Linked DNA regions of Mus musculus: regions 1 and 3 are each linked to region 2. A link is a loop called in an ENCODE intact Hi-C map of the cell type or tissue named here. Cell type or tissue: left cerebral cortex. All regions are shown on one strand.

Region 1 (8,000 bases), 400 kb before region 2:
CACACACACACACAGAGTCTACAAGAGGATTCCTCTAAAGGAAGTGTTATAGATGAGAAATGCCAAGTTTACAGAGGCTGAACAGCTTTCCCCAAGTCACCAAGCTAGCAAACCGGGACAAGGCCCAGATACCACAAGCCCCACATCTAACGATGATATGTGGGAAATTAACTCCATGTTAAGTGAGCAGAGCAACAGTCATCCCATTGTACAGATATGGAAACTGAAACTCAGTGGCATGCGGCCCACACAGAACTTGAAAACTTCACATGCTAATTCACGCCCCAAAACTGGACATAATAATAATGTCTGCTTGGTAACTCTCCTACTGAGAAGGGAGGCAGAGACAAGTGGATTCTTGGAGCTCACTGGCCTGCCAGTCCAGCTTAAATAAATGCCAAGCCTCAGGTCCTCATGAGAGGGCCAGTCTCAAAGACCAAGGTGCATAACTCCTACAGAACACCTGAGGTTGGCCATTGGTCCTCACATACATGGAACACACATGTGTACCTGCATATACATGAACATATACACATGCTTGCATGTAAATCAATACTAGAGTGTTGCTCATGTGTGGTACATTATCTGTGTTCTTGCCCTAGGCCACCAAATTTTAAGAGTAGGAGGTAGGAGACCCATTCAGCACAGCTGCTCTGTCAGGAGCCAGGGAGATCGGTCCCCTCAGCCTCCCTGTCTTCTAGTAACAGAGTATTCGCTGCAGCTGGGTTCGCCCACAGCTCTTGCTACTAAGTATTATTTCCAACGAAACCCTTGTAAATTGATTTGTAGGAGAGGGGGTGATGGAGAACAACGGGAGGCTGCAAACATTGAATTAACGCCAAAATAATCTAATATGTCCAATTTTGTATTCCTTCCCTACAGTTAATGTGTGCAAGCAAGTCATCGGCGCTTCGGTTTTTGCACATCTATCTCAACAGGAAACAGTGGAACTGTGATAATAAATGCATTATCTAGATAAATGGTTGCCCGTCAGAGTGAACTGAGAGGAATAGGTTGTGTGCCACTGTTGATCTGCAAACAGAACAGGAAATTCACTTTTCTCTTGATCCCTGGTTGTTGCAAGCTTTTGGAATTCCAGAATCGGTAGGAAGGGGAAGGAGAAGTTAGGACTGCAGGAGAGGAGGCAGAGGAGGTCTCAGGACAGCCAGGCGATAATGATGCCTCGGGCTCTGTGTCCCTGAACCTGACCTAGTTGCAAACTAATCTTTGATCTTCCCCTCTAGCGCCCTCTACAGACCCTAGCCTGCACCTACCCCAGCCAAGCATCTTGAACACTTCATCTCTCCCTTTCCAGCCCCAAGGCCACATGTCCCCAAGGGTTCTGTTGGAGCAGCCAACCAAGAAGTCAGCCTCTCCTCACCTTCCACTGATCTAGCCTGCTCAGAAGTGCTTACCATGGAGTTTCATGCTGAAATCCCCAGTGGCTTCCTTTTTCTACCCTTCCTAGGACTGCAGAAACTTCTTCCTCTTGTGAGTCCCTCTGGAACTCTTTTGCCTTAGGCACCTGAAAATAGGTTGTAAGCTCTTTGAAAGCAGGAGCTTTGTCTGAATCACCTATTTGTTTCTCTGCACCAATTATATATAGTACCTTGGATTCTGGGAGGCTGGGGTGCTGGGGGATGGTTGGATATACAGGTGGAAAGTAGGTGGATGTGTAATGGATGGATAAGTAAATGGATAGATGCATGGGATGGATGCATGCATCTGTATATGGTGAGTGCATGGATCAATGGATGGATACATGATGTATGCATGCACAGATACAAAGATGGCTGAAACTATGTGTGTTGACAGTCAAGCAAACAAATGAATGGTAAATTGATAAGTGTATGAATGAATAGTTGAGTTATCAAGAGATGGATGCATAAAAGAATGGATGCAGTTAGATGAACGGGTGAGTTAGGTGGTGGGCAAGCATCAGGAACATAGCTGCTTGGAAGGAGAATAGAGTGAGGACCAGCATGAAGGAACAGAGATCCAACTTGTGCTTTCTGCCTTGAATTCCCTGGGGACCCTAAGAAGTCTGTCTGCATTCTAAGCAGCAGAACAGATTTAAATATGTCACTAGTGCTGAGATGTGTCATTCCGCAAAATGCTTCCCTTGCAAGCATGAGGACTTGAGTGAACCCACTAGAATCACCGTTAAAGGCAGGCATGGTGGTGTGTATTTGTAACCCCAGCACTGGAGAGGTAGAGAAGGAGGGTAGCTCCCTGAGACTCACTGACTGGCCAGCCAACCTGAATCAACCAGATCCAAGTAAAAGGTGACTGACCCTGCCTTAAAAAAAAAAACAAGGTGGATGATACCTGAGGAACCACACCAGTACACACATACTCACACCCACATACCATATGCACACACACACACACACACACACACACACACACACACACACATGTATACACATATGTGCACATGGACATGCATGCACACACAGATACACATACACATGTACACAAGTGTGCACACATGTATAGACGCATGTACATGCACACACATGTGCACACATACACATTTTATAAAACTATACCATGAACCTCTGGGGAAGCTCATAGGTCACATCATCCTGCCGTGTCCAACTCCATGACAAACCATGGTCACCTTCCACATCAGCCCGCAGCTCTGTTTTCAGGGCCCAGGGCCTGGCTCGGCCACCATTCTAGGCTCTCGTTCTGTGGGATGAGACGATCTCCCTCTTGGAGCCCCAGCTGCCTTTGCCCTGTCCTCCTGTAGCTGCCATGACTTTGCTTTTGGGTAACGTACACTGTCTCGACCACAGAGCCCTGCAGCCACGGTGTTAAACACCAAATGTGCCTGAATCTAATGAGGTTCCTCCTTCAAGCTGGGCCACAAAATCTCACTCTGTGCCTATCTCGCTGCAATCACCCTAGGTCGCCCCACATCGTCATTTTGCTCATAACAGCATAATTAGAAGTGTCAAATATTTTACAGTGCTCACAGTGCATTTGATGTAAGAGTATCCCAATCTTACATCCTGGTATCCGCACAGTGAAACCATCACTGAGGCATGTCTTCTCTTAACAAACTGTGCAGGCTCCAGCAACCACCATAATCTTTCTAAAAATGTCTTTTCCTTGGTACTTCGTTGCCTGATAATAGATAATCAACTCTAGGATATACAGAGAATAACTGAGTGAAGTGTTTAAGATCATATACAGGCTTAAAATTTTACTAAAACCTAACCCAAAACACCCATATTTAGACCCAAAGCCCCAAGATGAGTCAGCACTTCAGGTGTCAAGTGAAACCCTATTTTCCCAGTTTCTGACTCTACAAAGGCAAAAGTGGTTACTATTCTACTTATATCTGAGGTCCTTCACTGTAAGCAGGGCAGCAGTAACAAGGCCAGAGTGTGGTGGGAACCAGGAAATGTCATTCATGCATGCACGTAGTTGGAACCAGGAAATGTCATTCATGCATGCACGTATTGGTCGCTTTTCAAATTGCTATTTCAAAATCCTTGACAAAAATGAAAAGATTTAAAAAAGGACAAATTCATCTGGTCACGGTTTAAACGCACAGTGCAGCGTGCCTGGGAGAGCAGGGTAGCAGGGCTAGAGGCAGCCCGTCACACTGGACACAGAGCCAGCAGGCAAGCAGAGGGATGCTGGCGTGTCACTCACTTCCTATTTTTTATTCAGTCCGGGACTCTAGCTTATGGCATGGCACCACTCACCTTGAAGGCAAGTCTTCCCAACTCAACCCAATCTACAGGGTCCCTTATAGACGTGCCCAGAGGTCTGTTTCCATGGTGATCCTAATTACCACCAAGTTGGCAATCAAGATTGAGTATCACAAGGTGCCTGCCTCCTTTGGGTGTTCTTTAAGTAGCGATGGATGATGTCTCCCAAGTCCACAGCAAGCTAAACATCTAGGCAGAAACAGGTTCTAGTATACCTCTGTTACCCTCTCCTAGCAGAATAGCCACCATGGAGCCAATACACTACCAAGCATCTCAAAAGTGAACTATATCCCTACTGTAGCTGGGAAAACATCAAAAGTCAGCATTCAAATAACATTTTCTTCCGACCACGTATCACTTGTGATCTGCCATACAGTCAAACCATCATACACTGGAGATGTCTGGACCGAAAGGTCAACGTTCCCCTTCCATTCTGCATCTTGAAGGGGGACGTGCTTATTATTCCATTCTAGAAGAAGCCAAGCTGTCTCGGGATATTGAATCTGAGATTCTGAGACCAGACATGGCACAGTGAAGCCCTGAGCTATTTTTAAAACTACCCTCTTGACTAACTGTGTACAGTACTAGAGTTTGGATCTTATCTATCCCCTAAAGGCTTGATCTTGGCTTGATCACCACAATGGCACTAGTGGGGATTTTAAAAGTGAAAGCAAAAGGGGGAGTTGTGTGTGTTGTGTATTGCAGAAATCAGACCTTCAGGAAAACAAATCGAACCCAGAGAGCTGGAGAGCTCATTTTTAAATTATGCCAGCAGGTTCAGCTGGCAGACCGTCTGAGCTAAAGCTCTGAGGAGTTGGGCCCTGATCCAACAGTTTTTCACTATATTTATAGACTGTACGGCATCACTTTTTTTTTTCCTTTTTCTGTCATTGGTGGGCTTAGCGTATGTGATTAAGGATCACGATTGAGCATATTTACTGAAGGAAAACTGACATGGCTGGAACAATTACTTTGCAACTGTTCGTCTAAGGGCGCGCAGGGTAGCGGGTGAGGGGACTGCTAGCTGATACAGGAAGTAAGCAAGTTTACAGAAGCAAAGTGCCACACATGAGACGTAGCTGCAAGTGCAGCAGAGATTTTTAACTCATTCTGAGCCCCCTCATCCATGGTCGGTCACGATACGTCCTTTAAAGGCTAGCTCCTCCTCTTCCTGTGATACCCTAGCCCCTCCTCTTCCTGTGGAATTCTAGCCCTCCCCCTTCCTGTGTCTTTTTTTTTAGGGGTGCTGTGGAAAACAGAGAACAACCTTAGGCCTCATTCCCCTGAACCACCTTAGTTCTGGGGATGTCTTACTGAGACCTGGAACTTGCCCCGTTCACCTGGGTCAGCTGGCCAGTGAACCCCAGGGATTCGCCTGTCTTCTTTTCCCCAGCACAGGGATTACAGATGTGTCCCACCGTGCCTGATGTTTTTGTTGTTGTTTGTTTTTTTTTGTTTTTAAAGAGGGTCCTGGGAATTGAACTCAAAGCACAGATCAGCCACGCTTGCAAGGCAAGCCCATTGAGCCACCTCCCCTGCCCTTCCTGTCTCTTTTGAATGCTAGTCACAAGGAGAGCAGCTTTGTTCGGCTCCACACTCTCCACTGTGCTGTGCTGACTCAATGATTAGAGAGTAGAGCCTGCAAAATTCAGAGGGAAACTGACTGAAGCTTTTCTTTGCCACGGTGATGGAGAGATGGCAACACACCCACCTACTCACTCACAGTCCCCGGATCTAAGGTTGTAAAACAATAGAAATCGTGACCTAACACATCTAGACACCCCAAAGAAAGGAACAGGGAAAAAGAAGAGTTAACAAGTCTGGGTACAGAAAACCGGTTTAAACCGGGGTCCTATCTGTACAGTGACAGCACTTAGTGGCCCTGCCCATTTATGGACCAGCCTGACTCCATCTTAAAACTAGAGGGTCAAAGTAAGGTCATTCCTGTTTTCGTAAAATTTGGGGTTGACCTATTTTCTGGAATTTGACACGTTCCACACCCTATACCCTGACCTCCACCCCAATAAGATAATATGTTCTGCCAAGTATTTTGAAGCGTTCAGCCAAGTTCCTACATAACCAAAATTCCTCTGGACCCCCCCCCACACACACACACACAACCCTTGAAAAGCCCTGGTAGTTTGGGGGTTATATAAACCCCATGGTCTCTATGTTCACTGCTATTTCCTCAAATCCCTGCTTTTAGGGAGACAGCTCTGTCTGAAAGAAAATAAAGCTTGCTTAATTCAACTAAAAGAATTTGGGTAATGGTCTTTACTCGCGTTTGCTGGAATTAAGGATGTCCTCCCTAATGCCCTGGCCTCAGGCTCCTTTCTTCCCTTCCCCAGCCCAGTAGCATATTAACCCTAGTACTTTACCATCTCTCTCCCTCCTTCTTCTTTCCTTCTTTCCTTCCTTCCTTCTGTATATGTGCAGGTCACACAAATGTGTACACATATATGTGGTGGTCACAGTATAACCCTGGGTATCCTCCTTCCACCATCCACCTTGATTTTGAAGACAGAATCTCTTACTGCACTAGAACTTACCTGGCATGCTAAACTGGCTGCCAGCTAACCTCAGGGATCCACCTGTCTCCGCCTACCCAGCACTGGAACTACAATCACATTCCATCATGCCCAGCTTCATTGTATTTATCTATACAGGGGCCAGATATAGCGGGGTTCCAGACCTCCTGCGTGGTGCTTGTGGTTGAACATGGACTACAGGAATATGAAAAGCTTGCAAGGCATTAGTTGGGAACTCTGAAGCTATGTGTTGAATTCTTGACTGGACCAGCTGAGGCCCCTCCGCAGTCTCTGCCTGAACCCCACTCTCACCCTGTCCACACAATCCTGATTCACTTCTCCTGCAATCAGCACTCTCAGACCTACCTCTCTGGGTCTGTTCTTGGACCCTGACCTAAGAAGTGTGGATATGCAAATGATGAGAGTTTCAGGGACACCACCACCACCCCTCCAAGAAAGAACACTAAAAATGAAAGGAAGATAAACAAAACAAAACAAAACAAAAATCTGACCTGGGTGAACTTGGGGATTTCCTGGGTCTGTTGTATACCAAGAAATGAGACCATTTCATTAGTTCTGGAAACAGTCACATACAGTATCACTAGGACCTAGGAAACAGTGATGAGATAGCTGTGTTCTGAAAGGTCCTGACATCCCAGGAAGGAAGGAAGGAAGGAAGGAAGGAAGGAAGGAAGGAAGGAAGGAAGGAAGGAAGGAAGGAAGGAAGGAAGGAAGGAAGAAAGATCCTAGGCCAAAAGCTAGATCAGGATGCTAAGGACATTGGGATGACAAGTCTGACCGTGAAGGCTCTCTCGCCCTGTGTAGATCACTCCATATGCTTGCTCAGACAAGGTCTCCATTGCAAGTAGAAGCCAGACACACAGGTCTGGTGAGGTCAATAGGTCTTAGCTCCAAACTGCCACTCTCTTTACAGAGAGAGTCTGGTTAATGCTGGACACAGCACAGGACCTGAGTGGGCTGTGTCCCTCAGCCACTGATTGCCTTTAGAATTCCAGAGATTCCTTCTTCTTTTCTGAACACATGGGTTTCGCGAACTGTATCCCCACGATGACCCGGTTACCTTTGCATGAGTAGAATTCACTGTTTCATTGATGGCATCCCCTTTACCCCAAGAACAGTGGAACAAAGTGCCATGTCCAAAGTCATGAGGTAAGGAAGAGCCAAAACCTGCACAAAGTCAGGGCTCATCCTAGAACCCAGGATCCTCACCCCAGACACACAGCCTGGAATGCTGTGACCCAAGGCCACCCTAGCCAGGAATCTTGTCAAAGTCACACTGTCAGCACAACAAAAATTAAACCCAAGACTAAACCCCTCAGAAATATGCCAAGCCACCAACAATAGGGCTTCCTAGATCTTGTCCTAGTAGTTAGATGGGTGAAAAGCCCTTTGTAATTTTCTGTAAGAAATAAATGTCTGTTGTAGAAAGATAAGGGAATTCTGGCACACGCAGTGGTGCCTTCTGATCTAGCTCCTATAAGAACAGTATGTTTATTCTTGCCCTTGGAGTGGGTATAATATCTGGCTCCAATCAGCAACCTGGCTAAAACTGGCCAGTCAAACTCCAACTTAGTCAGCAGTGTCAGGACCAGTGTCTGGAAGGAGTTTTGGATACTGGGACCCTTATGGCCTCTGTGGGGGATTACACTGTTATGGGAGCCGTTGGAGAGCTTTGCAGAGACCAAACCCTGGGAGCCAGCAGGCTTAATGCCCTGCCCTTCACAGC
Region 2 (8,000 bases):
GTCTGCTGTCTTCTTATCAGGAGCTCCCTGAATCGAAGTGTTTGCAGATGTTATCAGAGTTTCCCAGCTCACCTGAGGCTTTTAGCTCCTCAGCCCTTAGCTCCAAGCCTAGGATCCACCCACCACCTAAACAGATTGGTGCTATCAGCTATGTATAATACAGTACTCCGGATCTGGAGGCAGGAGAATCGGAGTTCAAAGCCAGCCTTGGTTATGTAGTGAGTTTGAGGTCAGCCTGATACATAAGAGACCTTGTCTCAAAAACTAAAATAGGGAGCTAGGGAGACTGCTCAAGCGGGGAAGAGCACTCGCTGCTCAAAGCTCACAGCAAGAACTGGTTTTCCCAGCACTCGCAGGGCTGGCTGCTCACAGCTGTCCATTTCCTGGAGAGCAGATCTGGGTTGTTGTTGTTGTTTTTAATCTGTTTTGTTTTGTTTTTTTGTTTTTTGTTTTTGCAGGCACCATACATGCAAGTGGTTCACATACAAACCACCCAGTCAAAGAACCCGTACACATAAAATAAAAATAAATCTTAAGAACAATGAAAAGAAGCTGGGAGGTGGTGGTACACTCCTTTAATCCCAGCGACTGAGAGTCAGAGGCAGGCAGATCTCTGGTCTACAGAGCAAGTTCTAGGACATCCAGTGCGACACAGAGAAACCCTGTCTCTAAATAAATAAATAAATAAAATGAGAAGGTAAGTACTAACTATTGCCCTATAGACTGTCTTACTTTTTTTTTCCCACAAAGTCAAACTTAAAGTCCTGCTGCAGCCCATCAAGCACTGTGATTGAAGGAAGGCACACCTTTGCCCACCTCAGCTACCAGATTAAGACACTGTTTTCTGTTTAGTTCTGCCTGGGCAGTTTAGATGGAAACGGGCAGGACAGTGAGTGCCTCGTGCATCTTTTGTAAACACTTGGGCAATCTTGGATGTAAAACAGAAGGTCTCGTTCATGACAGAGAACAGAAGCCCTGAGAGGCAGGAGTCTCAACTCTGCACTTTATTTACATTGGTGACTGCAGCTTGTCTTAGTCAGGGTTCCTATGAAACAGCATGACCAAAAAGCAAATTGGGGAGGAAAGAGTTTATTTGGCTCACATTTCCATATCACTCATCAAAGGAAGCCAGGAGAGAAACTCAAACAGGACAAGAGGCAGGAGCTGAGGCAGGGGCCACACACAGGTGTTACTTACTAGCTTGCTCAGCCTGCTTTCTTAGAGAACCCAGGTCCACCAGCCCAGGGATGGCACCACCCACCATGGCCTGGGCCCTCCCCCATTGATCACTAATTGAGAAAATGCCTTATAGCTGGAACTTATAGAGGCCTTTAGTCACCTGAGGCTCTTTTGTCTCCTTGACTCTAGCTTGTGTCAAGTTGACACACAAACCCGGATCTGGAGGCAGGAGAATCGGAGTTCAAAGTCAGCCTTGGTTATGTAGTGAGTTTGAGGTCCATATTCTAAGAAACAACATTGGAAACAAAGTCACAGGGAAGCTGGATTCGTGCCTGGGAAACGAGCTCAAGCTCGCTGTCTGGCCTCCTAATTAGAACATGGATAAGGCCCTGTTAAATAAGCTATGGGAAGGGAGGCTCCGCAGCTGGACCTTGGACACAGCTGGAACTGTCAGCCTCACACCTGGTGCCCGCAGAGATTGCTGTGTCTGCTGGGAAAAGCCACAGCAGGGGGCGTGGTTACTGAATAACAAAGGACCCAGGTCCTCTGAGACACCGAAGTTTGCTATAGCAACTCAGTGATATTAAAATGATGTGTGTTTGGACTTCTGGGTACAGCTAAAGAGCACGGGGCTTGCTTAGCCTCCGTGAAACACCACCCCCCACCCCCACCCCCCCAACCCCCACCCCGCTCCTCTGTACTATGGGTGGCGGTAAAGTGTGGTTTCTCTGGAAAACGGAAGCAGCTGAGGGGGAGCTATGAATTTGATCCAACACAAAATTGTTAACTTGCATGAAACATTATACAAGGGTTTCTTTTGACATTTCTTTCTTTATTTTGTGTATGTGCTTGCCCATGCAACCTGCACATGTGTGGAGGTCAGAGGACCACTCATGGGGCTCAGCTGTCCACCTCCTATGTTGGTCCGCGGGATCTAACTCAGATAGCAGGTTTGGTGGCAAGTGCCTTTACTTCCTAAGCCATTGACTGACTGACCAATTTAGATAGTGCTATGAGGCCAGACCCTGTCATGGAACTAACAAAGCAATTGGAAAAGAAAAGAAAGCAGGCGTGCAAAATATGTTTTTAAATTACTGACTCTGTGACTGGTGAGATGGTTCTAGGGTGGGGCAAAAATACAGATTCAGCAGTCAGAAGTCTATCTGGTTGTGACCATCAACTAGATGAATACTGGCGGTGACGAAGCTTGAGGGGACCAGATGGCCTGCATCCCAGTCTTCCCGGCTAGGAGATGGCTCCATGTGTAAGATGCTTGGCGCACAAGTGTGGAGTCCTGAGCTTGGGTCCCAGCACGCAGTTAAGAGTCAGGCATGTTGTATGCTTGTAACCCCAGCACTAGGGGAAGAGACAAGCATTTCCTGGGGACTTGCTGGCCAGCCAGTCTAACTAAACAGCCCGTTTTAGATTTAGTGAGACAGCCTCAAAAAATAAAATAAAATAAAAAATGAAAGTGGAAAGTGAATGAAGATGACGCCCTGAAGTCCACCTCCAGCCTCTACACATGTATGACCACACCAGTGTGCACATATCCACGTGCAAACCAAATTGATTGATTGATTGATTGATTGATTAAAATGGACAGTCTTACCCAGAGGTGACCAGAGATGATGTATGAAGCTTGTTCTCAAGGACTGCTGGTCACTCGGAGTTTCCATTGATCCCCATGGCTCACAGATTATCATCCTCTGATGAGATACGGCTTCTCCTCCTCCACAATGTGTTACTTTTGTGGGTTACCAAACCATGTCCATTCGTTCACATTTAGACTCTTGTCTGAAGGAACAGATACGATGGCTTCTTGTCTGTGTTCCTAGGGAGCCCCCTAGAGGCCAGAGTGAGTAACTGACACAGGGCTAGTGGAGAACCCAGCACAGGGTTCTTCCCGGCTAAGTAAGCCCTGAGTGGGGTTGTTTGGGGAAGATTTAGTTGTAGTCCTTACCCTGACACCCGAAGGCAATATTTTCTGTTCTCATGAGAGTTTATGATTCCTCCAGGTGTTCAGGTACCTAAAGGAAAGTACTGTGTACACGAGGAAGTCAAAGAACTGACCATCTTTGGTGTGAACAGGCAAGTGGGTGTGCATAGGTGTGCAGTGGCACACGAGAGATTCTGTGTGGCCATCAACAGGGCAAAGTAGATACTAGAAAGGTGAAAAGGTATCTTCTATATTGAGGACTTTGTGTGAGGCTGCAGAATCTGTTCCTGAGCCAGAATTCCAGAATTCACATTCATTCATTCATTCATTCATTCATTCAAACATTCGTTCATTCTCTCTCTCTCTCTCTCTCTCTCTCTCTCTCTCTCTGTGTGTGTGTGTGTGTCTGTCTGTCTGTCTGTCTGTCTGTGTCTGTATGTTTAGAAGCCAGAGGATGTCCACATGTGGAAAACTCAACTAACACTTTTTGAGACAGTGTCTTTATTGTTTTCCACTATGTGGACCAGGCTAGCCAGCTTATTAGTTTCTGTGGATTCTTCCATGCCCACCTCCCATTCTCCCATGGGGCAGTGCACTCCTGCAGCCAGCTTTATGTAGATTCTAGGGAAAGGAACTCAGGTCATCACAGGGAGACAAGTGTTTTACCCGCTGAGCATTTCCCCAGCCTCCACATCCATGACAAACTCTCAGTGGCAGCTGGGACAGAGACACAGCTCCATTCTGACACTGTAGCAGAGTGAAGTTCTTTTAGGGACTTCAGCTCCACTAAAATTGGATCCCCGGAGTCATCACAGGGAAGAACTTCAGGACAAGACAGCATGAAGCAGAGCTAAAGTTTATTAAAAGATGTGTGTGTGTGTGTGTGTGTGTGTGTGTGTGTGTGTGTGTATTCATAGGGAGGGTCTCTAACTGAACCAGGGGCTACCATATTGGCTAGGCTGGCTGGCCGGCAAGCTTCACTGATGTTCCTGTCTTGGCTCCCTGCTCCCATCAGCACCAGGGTTACAAGTGTGGGCAGCCATGTTTGATTTTCACCTGGATCCTGAGGATTGAACTCAGGCCCACATGCTGGCACATGGAGATCTTTAAGCCTGTTTTTCTTTGGTTTATTTTTGAGACAGGGCCTTACTGTTAGCTTTGGCTAGCATGGAATTCACTATGTAGACCAGGCTGGCCTCAAACTCACAGATACTCACCTCTCTCTGCTTCTGCCTCCTGAATGCCAGAACCATCCCCTCCCCCCTCATAAATAAGATTATAGGATGACTCTGGAGGCACCTTGGGTAGGTTCCAATCTGATTAAATAAAATCAGGATACCTAAGTTGGTACAAAAGTTGGTATGTGTATTTTGTTGCAAATGGGGTTTCTGATGGATTCCTAGAAATTGCCAGGTTTACAGGTGAGGAACGAGAAAGGTGTAAGGCATACTGCAATTCCTGATTCTCAGGTGGTGAGAAAGGTCACCCAGAAGCATCTCCTTTCTCTTCCCATGTCCCCAGCCTATCATCCATCCTGCCTCAAAACCATAAAGGGTTTATCCTGAGGCAAAGGGTCTGGAGTCTTGGCTGGGACTCCAGATCTCAACGGTACTGAGGACGGCTGTGTGGCCTCAGGCAGGTCAGACACAGCCTCTGAGCCAATGGGACCTTCTCTGCTCCTTCTGCCGCAGAGGAGCACAGAGAAGGCGCCGCCTCCTGGCTCACGAGGGAATTCCTCCCATTCCTTCAAAGGGAGATGCAGGGACACTGGTCAGTGGTAACGAACTGGGAATGGATGCGACAGTAGCATGCCGGTCCCCTTCAGTCAGACGCAGGAATCTGGCCTTCCGCGTCCATCCTTTTCTTGTGGACTTCTGAGCTGAAATTTCCAAGCAGCTTCCCTGAAGCAGGCTGCCAACGCGCGCTGTAGTGCGGGGATCCAACTGGGGCCGAACACCACATGAGGCTGGGTTGTGAGGAGAGCAGGGGTTTTCAAGCATCTCTGCCAGACACCACCTAATCAAGCCACGGGAATTTCCTCAGTCTGAAGGAAAACCCCCCCGGCAGTCCCGGGCCCCACCTGGCCGTTTCCTGTTCACGCCACACTGAGAGTCCTGCAACCGGGATTTTGCTTTCCTTTCTCTCTGCCAAGTATCCTCCAAAGGATGATTAACAAAACACCCCTGTTTGCTTTGGTCCGCTGCCCATCCAACCCTGCAACCTAGAAATCAAGCCGCTTTCAGGAAAATGAACCTTAACCAGTGGTTTGCCTGTCACCTAGCACGCACAATGAGACACCAGGCCTGGAATGGGATTAGCACCCAACAGTGGCACAGTCTTGAAGCTGGCTCGCCTGAAGACTGAGAGAACAGCGAGCCTCCTGGTCCTGCTTTGGCTAGGTTTGTTACAGAATTTGGGGGCCACAGTCCGTACTTCAAGAATCCAAGTTCAGCCACCTATCCTTAAGAACGCAATTAGAACAGCCAAATTAATAGTAAAAGGCTGAAAAGGGAGATTTATTCAATGTAGTCACATTGGGAAGAGGGGCCTCAGGTCCATTTTGGGGGTCCTGAAATTATATTAAAGTTTAAATAAAAGGCTAGGGGTGTACATATCTAGGCAGTTCAGTGTAGTCCTGCCTACCATCGACCCCCAACATGTCTGGGCTTCGGTCTCATTCTGTGTAATGGCCTGACAGATTGTTAGAATTGTGTGGAATCTCTAGGATAAAAGCCCCACCTCTCTGCCCCTTGTCTCTTTCCTGAGGAAATTCCCATCTTGCAGATCCTTTGTTTCAAGACTCTGATGCTCAGACGGAGAGACGCATCATTTCAGCCACGCTGGTTACAGGCTGACCTCCCTCCCGCCTCGCGACTCCCACATGGCCCCTCTCCATCCCCACACTCGCTGCCCTGCCGACTCTCTAAGATAGCCATTCCTCCCCTCTCCATCTTCCTGGCAGCCGCGGGGTGCAGGACCGCCACTCCGTTGCTCCCACTCCGGGCTCGCGTTTGTTTCTGCTCCCCCTGCTCTTCCTTCAGAGTAATGTGGAGGCTTTAGTTTGGTTGATACATTTTTTTCCCCTTGAGATATAACTCACAGACCATAATCATCGTCATAAAAATGTGCCAATGGCAGTTCACTGTGGTGGTTCGCACTTGCGATCCCAGCACTTGGAGGCTAAGGCAAGGGGATAGCCATAAGTTTGAGGCCAGCCTAGGATACACAGTAAGACCCTGCCTCAAACAACAACAACAAAAACAACAACAAAAACATTTTAAAGATTTATTTATTTATATACAGTGTTCTGCCTGAATGTATGCTTGTGGCCAGAAGAGGGCACCAGATTACACTACAGATGGTTGTGAGCCACCACATGGTTGCTGGGAACTGAACTCAGAACCTCTGTAAGTACATCCAGTGTTTTTAACTTCGGAGCCATCCCTCCGGACCACAGAAACAAAATTTTAAAGTAACAATTAAATTTAGTGGCTTCAGTGCCATTAAATTTGAACAGCCACTGTTCCTTGTCTCATTGTGAGACCTGAACCCTTGGTTTTGTTCTTTTGAGACAAGGTCTCTAACCCATGTGGATCTCCAACTTACTTCGTGACTTTGAACTTCTCGTCCCCCTGTCTCCACCTTCCTTGCTGGGTTTGCAGGAGTGCAGCACCACGCCAGGATTCTGTAGCGCTGAGGACTGGCCCCAGAGCCTCATGTCTGCTAGGCAATCGCTGTAATGAATGCTGTTTAGTTTTTATTGCCCATGTTTCCCTCAAACCCAGCCCTGGCCACCACTAGTTTCTGTGTCTGTGCTTCCTATTATAGATATTTATGTGCATGGATTCATGGAACTCCTGACCCTTTGTTTTTTATTTCTATATTTTAAGATTTATGTGTGTGTTTTGCTGCATGTATGTGTACCATGTGTGTGTGTGTGTGTGTGTGTGTGTGCGTGCGTGCGTGCGTGCGTGCGTGCGTGCGTGCCTGCCTGCCTGCCTGCCTGCCTGCCTGGTGCTCAAGGAGGTCAAAGATGTCAGTTATCTTCTATATCTGGAGTTACAGATGGATGTGAACCACCATGTCAATTCTGCCAATCAAATGTGGAGCTTTCTGCAAGAGCAAACGTTCTCAACCTTTGGAGCCATCTCTCCAGCCTCATTTATTTTTGTTGTTGTTGTTGCTTATGTGTGACACATATGTGGGTGCTAGAGGGAGCTGTCAGTCCCCTAGAGCTAAAGGTAAACCGGTTATGAGCCACTTGACATAGGTGCTGAGAACTGAGTGTGCTTTAAACTGCAGCTGCATCTCTCCAGCCCCCATGTGGCCCTTGGTGACAGACTTCCTTCTCTCAGTGTGTGCCCAGGGCTCATCCTCAGAGCACGAGTCAGTTGTTCCCACAGTTGTGTTGGCCAAGCAATACCCCACTGCTGTGGTTCCGGCATTGCTCCACCGTCTCTTTATCGGCTGGTTCACATTTGGGTGTTTCCATCTCTGGGATACCGTGAAGGGATGGTTCTTCTCTGAACTCTGCTCTGCGTGGGTATGTGGTTTCAGAACGATTAGCAGAATGGCTGGCGTATATGCTAACTACACTTTTTGAGGAATCAGCAGAGTGTCTTCCAGAGCGAATAACCTTATTTCTTAAACAAAATATGAATGCATTCTCATCATAAGAAAAATGGCATTGCAGTAAAATGCACATGACCATTCAGCCACTCTCCTCTCTTTTCCCAGTGGCACCTTTCACTTTGTTACACATTAACACGTACCTGCAAGTGTACCTGCATGCATTACTCTATGCATCTTAATCTACATGACATTGACTATATACCACATTCAGGATGCCAGAAACAGGGAAGCCAGATCTCACGGCCCTAGTTGA
Region 3 (8,000 bases), 94 kb before region 2:
GATAAAACAAAGGTAGAAAAGAATATGTTACAGTGTTAATATTCCCTTAACAAGGTTTTCCTTTTCCCTATGAACAAACCTTAAATGTGGGGGACAAGTAGTTCTTCAAGAACCAGAACTTCACAGGAGTCTTGGTATTCTTCAGGACTGAGAGCATCATGATGCTGCCAAACAAAACAAATAATTATTTCTCAATGCTTTTTAACCTCAGCAACATTAAGCAGAAGGAACTCACAAGATTGACAGCAGAGCCAACCCATTGTTCAGTTAGGCAGAGACCTTCACTAATGGGAAAGTATACATATACGTACATAAAGATGTCCCTGGAAGAGAGAGGGACAAGGAATTCCCTGTAAGTATACCCCAACAGATAGAGGCAAACTCTAATTATGCTGTACATTTAAATGACCCATCTCATCAACTGACGGTGAGTTAGCTAGCACTGGAGATCATAGTCAGGACTACAGCACTCTCCAAACCAGTGCTCAGGCACAGCAACATCTGGTACTGAGCAAACGGTGCACACATGCACAGCCTCTGTCGAGAGCCTGGAGAGACTGGAGTCAGTAAGGGGAGGGCATGGGCTCAGGAAAGTCATTGCCACTGTCATTAGTTTAGAGCAGATATTTATTGGAAAAAGGACTAGAAATTAACCAAATGACATTGTTTTTATTATTTTCTATATCAGATTTATAATGAAAACTAAAAGGACAAACAGCTGTGAAATTGGGACAATGGCTTTCAAGTAATATGTCTTCAACGCTGAGCTCCCAGACACCCTGAGACCTCAGGATTCCACAAAGGGATCCCGAAAGCCCTCCCCTCTTAACCACATCAACAATGTCAAGCAATGATCCGTCCTGCTTCCAGTTGCATGACCTAGACAAACTCCTTCCATTTTAATCTCAGTTTGCAAGCAAAGCTGTTCTCACATAAACCTAAGGTCTGGCTTTAAAGGCCTGTGGCTCTGCAGAAGATGGCCAAGTGTTACACAGTTTCTGTACTTTCTATGCCAATTCTCTAGCTTCTGGTTTATGCAATATTTGATGGCCAAAAAAATCAACAACAGTCTATAAGGTGTGCATACAACAAATAGAACTGTATGTGGTAGGCTACCCACAGCCCTCAGAGTACTTTGTGTGTGTACACACACACACACACACACACACACACACACACCATAGCAAGCAAATCCTTTCACTCAAAGAATACTATAACAAATCCATTTACATAACAAATAGTGAAAACTAACCGAAGAAATCTTTCGTAGAGATGACCAGATGCAACAGAGAAAATATTGATTATGTCATCTTTATCTTGCTTCACTTCTTCAGCCTTCTGTCCTGAGAAGCCCCTGTGATGACATAATTAAAAACAGCACTTACATGTGGGGCTGACACAACCTTTCAGGAGAGGAAAGGGACAGTGCCTGAGCCTTCCTGCTCCAGAGGTAAGACTTGGTGGGAGCACCAGGGGATACTGGGTGGGAGCACCAGGGGATGCTGGGTGGGAGCACCAGGGGATGCTGGGTGGGAGCACCAGGGGATGCTGGGTGAGAGCACCAGGGGATGCTGGGTGGGAGCACCAGGGGATGCTAGGTGGGGCACAAGGAAAAGGAGGTAATAAGGAGGATGCTCCCCAAAGGCACCCGGTCATTGAGGAATACACAGAACACAAGCTACTCCAAAGAACACAGCCGTCCAATGACCGTCACCTCTGCCAGCAGTGGGCCCCACCAACCACAAGGGAAGAGAGCACACCAGAAGCTCCCTCCGTGGAAGAACACTTTCCTTCTCTTAACCGAAAGGGAAGCATTCCTCTTCTCCAACTGAAAGGGCTTAATCTAGCTGCATGAAGTGGTTTGGAAGCCCAGAAAAAATTACCATATTGCAAAGGATGCATGGTTCACACCTCTGGCCCTCCCTGTACATGTAAGCTGTTCACCATGATGCCGACTTACCACTTGAATGAGTCCCAGAATCCAGACTCGTTCTCATTTGTCCCATCACTCAGCAAGTCTTCATTAGCCATGTCTGCCTTCTTCTGAACCTGCAATTGTATGTGACAGGTCTGACAGGCGCAAACCTGAAGTGCACTGGCAACAGGAAACAATCAACCAATTCTCCTAAAGGGGACCCCACCCAGACTCTCAGGACTGTGGCAGTGCGTTCATCAGAACACTCACGTTAAAGCCTTCAGGGGCAAGCCAGCCATCTCTTTGAATTGTACAAAGAGCCAAAGACCAAGCTCATAGAAACAGAGGGAGTAACCCAGAAGACAACTTCTCTAGCTGACAACTTCAAGGGAAGAATGCGGCCCACAGGAACCATTGAGAGAGGCGCATCAGGTGGTCCATGCTCAGGACTTCTACCACAAAAGATTCCCTGCAGCAATCACCCTCCTGTTCAGCCTCGCAATGGCTGACTTTAGGTTTTACCATGTGTAACAGTTACTTATCCTACAATCATTTTACTTTAGGATTTCAAAATGCTGAAGAGAAAGAGAGTAAGAAAAGACTAAATAAAATCACCTGTTTGTATTCTGTGTTTGGTTTTGTAGGCAGTGTCTCATATCATTCAAGATGGCCTCAAACTCACTATGCAGTCTAGGCTGACCTTAAATTCCTGATCCTCCTGCCTCTAACTCCCCAGTTCTGAGACTACAGGTGTGCACCATCCTGCCTATAAAAACTATAATCTTACTGTTGAATTGCCAGTGGAATTTCCCACAGTCTTCTGAGACTAAAATACTAACTCTATGAATTGTGGGTATGAAAGCGCCCAAGCCAGAGCTGGAGAGATAGCTCAGTGGTTCAGAGCACACTCATACAGCTCCCCCAGAGGACCTGAGTTCAGTTCCCAGCAACTATACTGAATAGTTCACAACAACCTGTAACTCCATTTCTAAGAGATACCAATGCTCTCTTGTGCCCTTCACAGGTATACGAGTGTCATATATTCACATAAACACATTTACATGTGTATAAATAAATAAAACTTAAAAAAAAAAACATGGCAAAGCTGAGCCAGGTGCAATGCCTTTAATCCTGATACTTGGGAGGCAGTCAAACATATCTGTGAGTTCGAGGCCAACCTGGTCTACATAGCAAGTCCCAGGTCAATCAGGGCTTCAGGGCTAAATAGTGAGACCCTGTCTCAATCAGAATGGAGAGGGGAGTACACAAAGTCTCTGTGGGGACATTTTGCACAAAATGGGACTCTGAGATTACCAAAAGTGACAATCTGTTGGCTGAAGAAAGCTAGAATCTTATCTTCACTAAGACATTTTTCTTAAGCAGCATCCCTAGAACTATTAAAACAAACAACAACAAAATCCAAAAGCCAACCAACCAACCAAAAGCCACTTCCAAATGGAATACCAAAATGACTTCCAAATGCAGCAGTCCTACTTCATCTAATGGAGACATTCCAAGCCCCTACTGGATGCATGAACTCTAAGAGTAGAGAACCCTGTATACATATTACAGCTTTGTTCACTCTATTTGTACTAATGCTTAATTGGTAAGTTAGGCAAGGTAAAAATCACAACAGTAATTAACACAAAACAGAACATTAAAACAGTGTCTTAATGAACTACCGCGAGAGGGCTCTCCTAGCACGGTCACAAGTGTTAGTACCTCCGACAGCGGCTGCCACGGGGGGACTGCTGTCTGTTCCCTGACAGTGGCTGGCCACGGCCACAGGGGGGGACTGCTGTCTGTTCCCTGACAGTGGCTGGCCACGGCCACAGGGGGGGACTGCTGTCTGTTCCCTGACAAAGCCGAGCAGACTCACCTTCACTTTGATGATCTTGCTCTTGAAGTTATTGAGGATGACAACAACGTCGTTTGCATCAGGAGGGGAATCTGTACCATCATGGCTTAGAGACAAGTAAGACAGAGAAAGAAATCACAATCCCAAAATGCGGTAAATACTCAGACAACAAGATGGGCTGTGCTTGCCCATCTTCATTGTAGAAACACTTTTTAAAACCAACAGTTTCCTCACAGTCTGAAAGAAACACCTTTACAGGACAAAGAAGTGTTCCTGGAAATCTCCATCTCTAGGCTAGGGACGTGAGCTGACTTCCTTCCTACAGCAGGCAAACATCAATGGGCTCTCAGGCAGGACAAGCACTGGTCAGATCATGACAAAGCTTGTCCGCTCACAGTCTGCACACTCAGGCCCATCCCTGGAGCCGCTTCTGCTGTTTAACTCTTGGCAGAGTGTGGTGACTCACACCTGTAACCCCAACAGGAAGCAGCAGGGAGATCAACTGCGATCAAAGCCAGCCTAGGCTACAGTGTGAGAGGCGGCACAACCAGCCAAGTTTAGAGCACAGACTCAATTCTGTGTCTGGTAGGAAGCCCACAGTGCAGCCGCTCTGGTCCGAGGCCCACAAGGCAGAGCAGGACGACTGTGAGTACTCGCTTCCTCCTCATCTCACTCTCCAGGCAGCAATGTGAGGAAGCCACTGCATGTGCTGTCACTCAGCAGGCAGCAAAAGGAGAGGAGAAAGCTGGCGCACAGAAGATTCCAGAATCACAGGCTGTCCATTTGGGAAGCCTCGGAAGACAGGAACCCTAGACAGCAGAGAGGACGGCACCACAGCCCCAGGCAAGGAAGAAGATGGACAGGGCCCATAGAAGAAACATTCTGTGAAGCCTTCTTGGGAAAATAACTGAATCAGGGAAAAGCCTACTATTTACAATAAGGACATTACTATAGCACAAAATTCTAAGTTATTGAATAAGAAATCTGCACAAGCTAGGTATGGAGGCACACGCCTGAGGTCTCAGCTACAGGAGACTAAGGCAGAAGACTCACTTGAGTCCAGTTCAAGCGTGGGTGAGAGAAAAACCAAAACCAAACCCACTAAACCACACTGCTTCTCCATGTCAAGTAAAAGGCCATGAAGCCAAAGCAAATACACACATTAGGCTGTTCACAGAAACCATAATGAAAACCATTCCCTACACAAACTGGCACAGAACTAAGGACGAGTTTAAACTGTGTTAAACAGGATAGAGACCACATTTTTAAAATGGTGTTCTGGGGTTCGTTTGAACTTTAAGACAATTCCTGTCACTGACAGGCTGGTGTAGGAGTACGCCTACACAACTGCAGCCCAGGGACCAGGACCGACAGTCAGACTACACAGTCAAAGCTCATGTGTTCTGTGCATGTACAAAACAGCCGGGGTCATGATAAACACCTCCCATCAGCGTACTGAACAGGACCGACCCTGCTGTTTCCAGTCAGCTCTCATCAAGTGGTCAGAGCTCCTGCCTGCTATCTGCATCCTTCTGATAAGAGCTGACAGGGAAAGCAATGGAGAACAGACCTCGCTCTGATCAGCACTTAGACCCCTTGCTAACCAACCCATCCCCTACAACTTCTCCCACACTTACTCTTCTGAGAAGCTTGGCTTTATCATGAACTCGACTATAACGCACGATGCCTGGGGTAAGCCCAGATAATGCGCAATTAAAGCTCAGTCTCTACAATGAAGCCGTCTCCTTGTCCTACCTGTAGATCCTATAAATGTCATCTGAGCGCCCCTTCCTCAGTCTCAGAATCCAGGCTCCCGGATTGGCTTTGAGCTGAAAATATCCCTAGGACACAAACAGAGTACAGGCTCAGGTCTCTTTACATTTAAATGTTTCTAATGAATGCTTACATTTTCATTTACATGCAGATCATGTATGTGTATATGACAGCCTATCTACCCCATCCCCTCTCATGAACTAGGTACTGAACTCAGGGTCTTATTACCATGATAATTAAAGAAAGTTTAAAAGATAATTAACAAACCAGAGGTAAGTAAAACAAACCAAACCAAAAAACTACCAACCAATAAGCTAAGAGGCAAAGAGCCTCAGCAGGGCAGTGCAGTGGCGCCTGCAGTGCTCCACGGAGAGCAAGCAGGGACTTTACACAGCAGTCCATTGTTAGTTCTATTTCACACCAAGGTTCAGAATGCTAACTGTTCTGTCATAAATTACAGTGTCTAAATAACCATCACGGAAGTTGTACTATCGATAAACTGATTACTTACCAGATTGGCCATCACAATTGTGTCCACAATTGTTGGGTTGGCTGAAGTTCCTAAAGTGAACTGTAGTCCTCGAGGGGGCTGGCCTGTGGTGATGTCGTAACAATGACCTTCTAGTAACAGATATTCCAGCTCATACTCAGCAGCCACTATACTGTCCACCTGAAAGACCAGAGTTAAAGCACATGACACATGTAATTACTGTTACACATGTAATCTGCCAGGTCAGGGCAACAATCACGAGGGGGAAAGCACTGGCTGCCACCGAGGCTGAGGGCTAGAGCTCCATCCTGGATTCTATGACAGAAGGAATGTGTCACAAACCACCCACTACAGCCACGAAGACCACCCGTTGGGTAATGATTTAGACACAGTGTCAGATCAGAAACAGTTCCTAACTGCCGGGGACAACTGGGAGTGGGTATTTGAGGACTGTGATGACCAGATCTGACTAGGCTTGGAAGCACACCTCTGGGCATGTGTGAGGGCCTTTCAGAGAGGATCAATTCAGGAGGAAAGACCCACACTAAATGTGCAGCACTGCTCCGTGGGCTGGGGATCCTGAAATGAGTTAGACAAGAAAAAGGCGGAAGCCCTTGGGACTCTCCTCTCTTTGCTTCCTGGTTGGCACCCAGATCAGGCCACTTCCTCCCTAGCACCACAGGCTGCATTCTTAGGAGCCCTAATGAATGCCCCTCCCTAGCACTGCTTCCTGTCAATCAGGAGAGGATGAGAGGAGTGACTGACACTGACGTGGAGCCGACCAACTCTGAGGACAACCAAAGCTGACTAAGCTGAGAGAGCAAGGGTGGGAGCAGCAGTCCACGCACACACCGCAACTTCTGAGCGGGAAGGCATCTGAATAAAGCAGCTGCCGTAAGGGAGCATCAACGTAAGGGAGCACTGATGTGTGATGTGAGCGCCATCTCCACCACTCAGTTCAGGAATCGCCACTGACTGAATGATGGATAGATTTAACTTATACATGATGCGATAGTCGAGAACAATTACATCCCTACCTCTTCTAGATAAATATTATCCAGATCATATGGTGTTCTGACAGATTCTACCATCCAACTCTCAGGTGTGTTCAGATTCAAAGTAAACAGCGGAGACTGTGGCATATCCAGAAACTTTGCTATCGGTCCCTTAGCAAAGCTGCTGTCTGCAGTGAAAGAAATCTCCGGCTCTAAGACGTAACGGTAAAAGCTGAAAAGAAACGCAAGTGTTAGTTAGGTATTTCTTGATGCAGTCTCAGCGTCCACACAGTGAACAAAACCCTAGGCTTGGACAGTAGCCTTCCAAATCAGGACAATAAGCCAAGCCTTCTGCTGGTCTAATGCTGCCTCCCAGGGCTGCTGTAAAGTCAAGGGAAGGGAGAGGGAGGCATGTAGGAGACCACCCCTTCACACTATGGCCATCGGGGTCACAAGCACTTTATCCTGAGCACTGGCCTCTGAGGAGAAACCTTTGTCTTATAATATGAGCCCTAAGTGATGCTTGTGCCCTCATGCCAGCACTGAGAACACGGTGTGTGATAAACATGCAGTTAACAGTGGGAGCTGGGGCTGGAGAGATGGCTCAGCAGTTAAGAGCACTGACTGCTCTTCTGAAAGTCCTGAGTTCAATTCCAAGCAACCACATGGTGGCTCACAACCATCTGTAATGAGATCTGACGCCCTCTTATGGAGTGTCTGAAGATAGCTACAGTGTACTTACATATAATAAATAAATAAATAAATCTTTAAAAAAAAAAAAACAGTGGGAGCTGCAGCTCGCTCAGTCCTCAGCAAGACAGTTGGAATCCATTAAGAATCTAAGTATAGAACTCTGCCCCTCACCAAGGAAGACATCACCCATGGCCAAGGAAGACATCACCCATGGCCAGAGCATGTGCTAAGCTACTATAGTCACTGTGACTTCCACAAACAGCCATCCCACAGCCA

The links. A loop is a pair of places that touch in the nucleus more often than their neighbours do. Peaks named below come from ENCODE experiments on the same cell type or tissue, not always from the same donor. Only the 100,000 strongest peaks of a DNase experiment are listed, where the experiment ranks them.
Region 1: it touches region 2 in a loop (3-fold over the local background); 4 of 42 quality-filtered maps call a loop at or near these places.
Region 3: it touches region 2 in a loop (2.0-fold over the local background); 2 of 42 quality-filtered maps call a loop at or near these places.

What each region holds. Positions count from the first base shown.
Region 1 is chr1:35,845,490-35,853,489 of GRCm38, forward strand. No RefSeq gene overlaps it. Among named protein-coding and RNA genes, the nearest start is that of 1110002O04Rik, 20 kb to the right of the region's middle. In left cerebral cortex, a CTCF peak has its summit at 1,258 (motif pointing left); DNase peaks (open chromatin) are centred at 1,237, 4,540, 4,797 and 5,305; H3K4me3 peaks cover 494 bases.
Region 2 is chr1:36,249,992-36,257,991 of GRCm38, forward strand. Gm39625 (a long non-coding RNA gene) reads left to right here. Exons shown (of 2, transcript XR_865343.3): 2 at 459-551. Among named protein-coding and RNA genes, the nearest start is that of Gm39625, 9.7 kb to the left of the region's middle. In left cerebral cortex, CTCF peaks have their summits at 3,042 (motif pointing left), 4,837 and 6,447 (motif pointing right); DNase peaks (open chromatin) are centred at 3,024 and 4,829; H3K4me3 peaks cover 243 bases.
Region 3 is chr1:36,156,148-36,164,147 of GRCm38, forward strand. It overlaps Uggt1 (UDP-glucose glycoprotein glucosyltransferase 1), which reads right to left. Exons shown (of 41, transcript NM_198899.2): 29 at 7,074-7,263; 30 at 6,058-6,216; 31 at 5,529-5,614; 32 at 3,795-3,879; 33 at 1,961-2,049; 34 at 1,253-1,354; 35 at 80-164. Among named protein-coding and RNA genes, the nearest start is that of Mir6897, 16 kb to the left of the region's middle. In left cerebral cortex, no CTCF peak of the experiment used is centred here; DNase peaks (open chromatin) are centred at 4,361 and 6,766.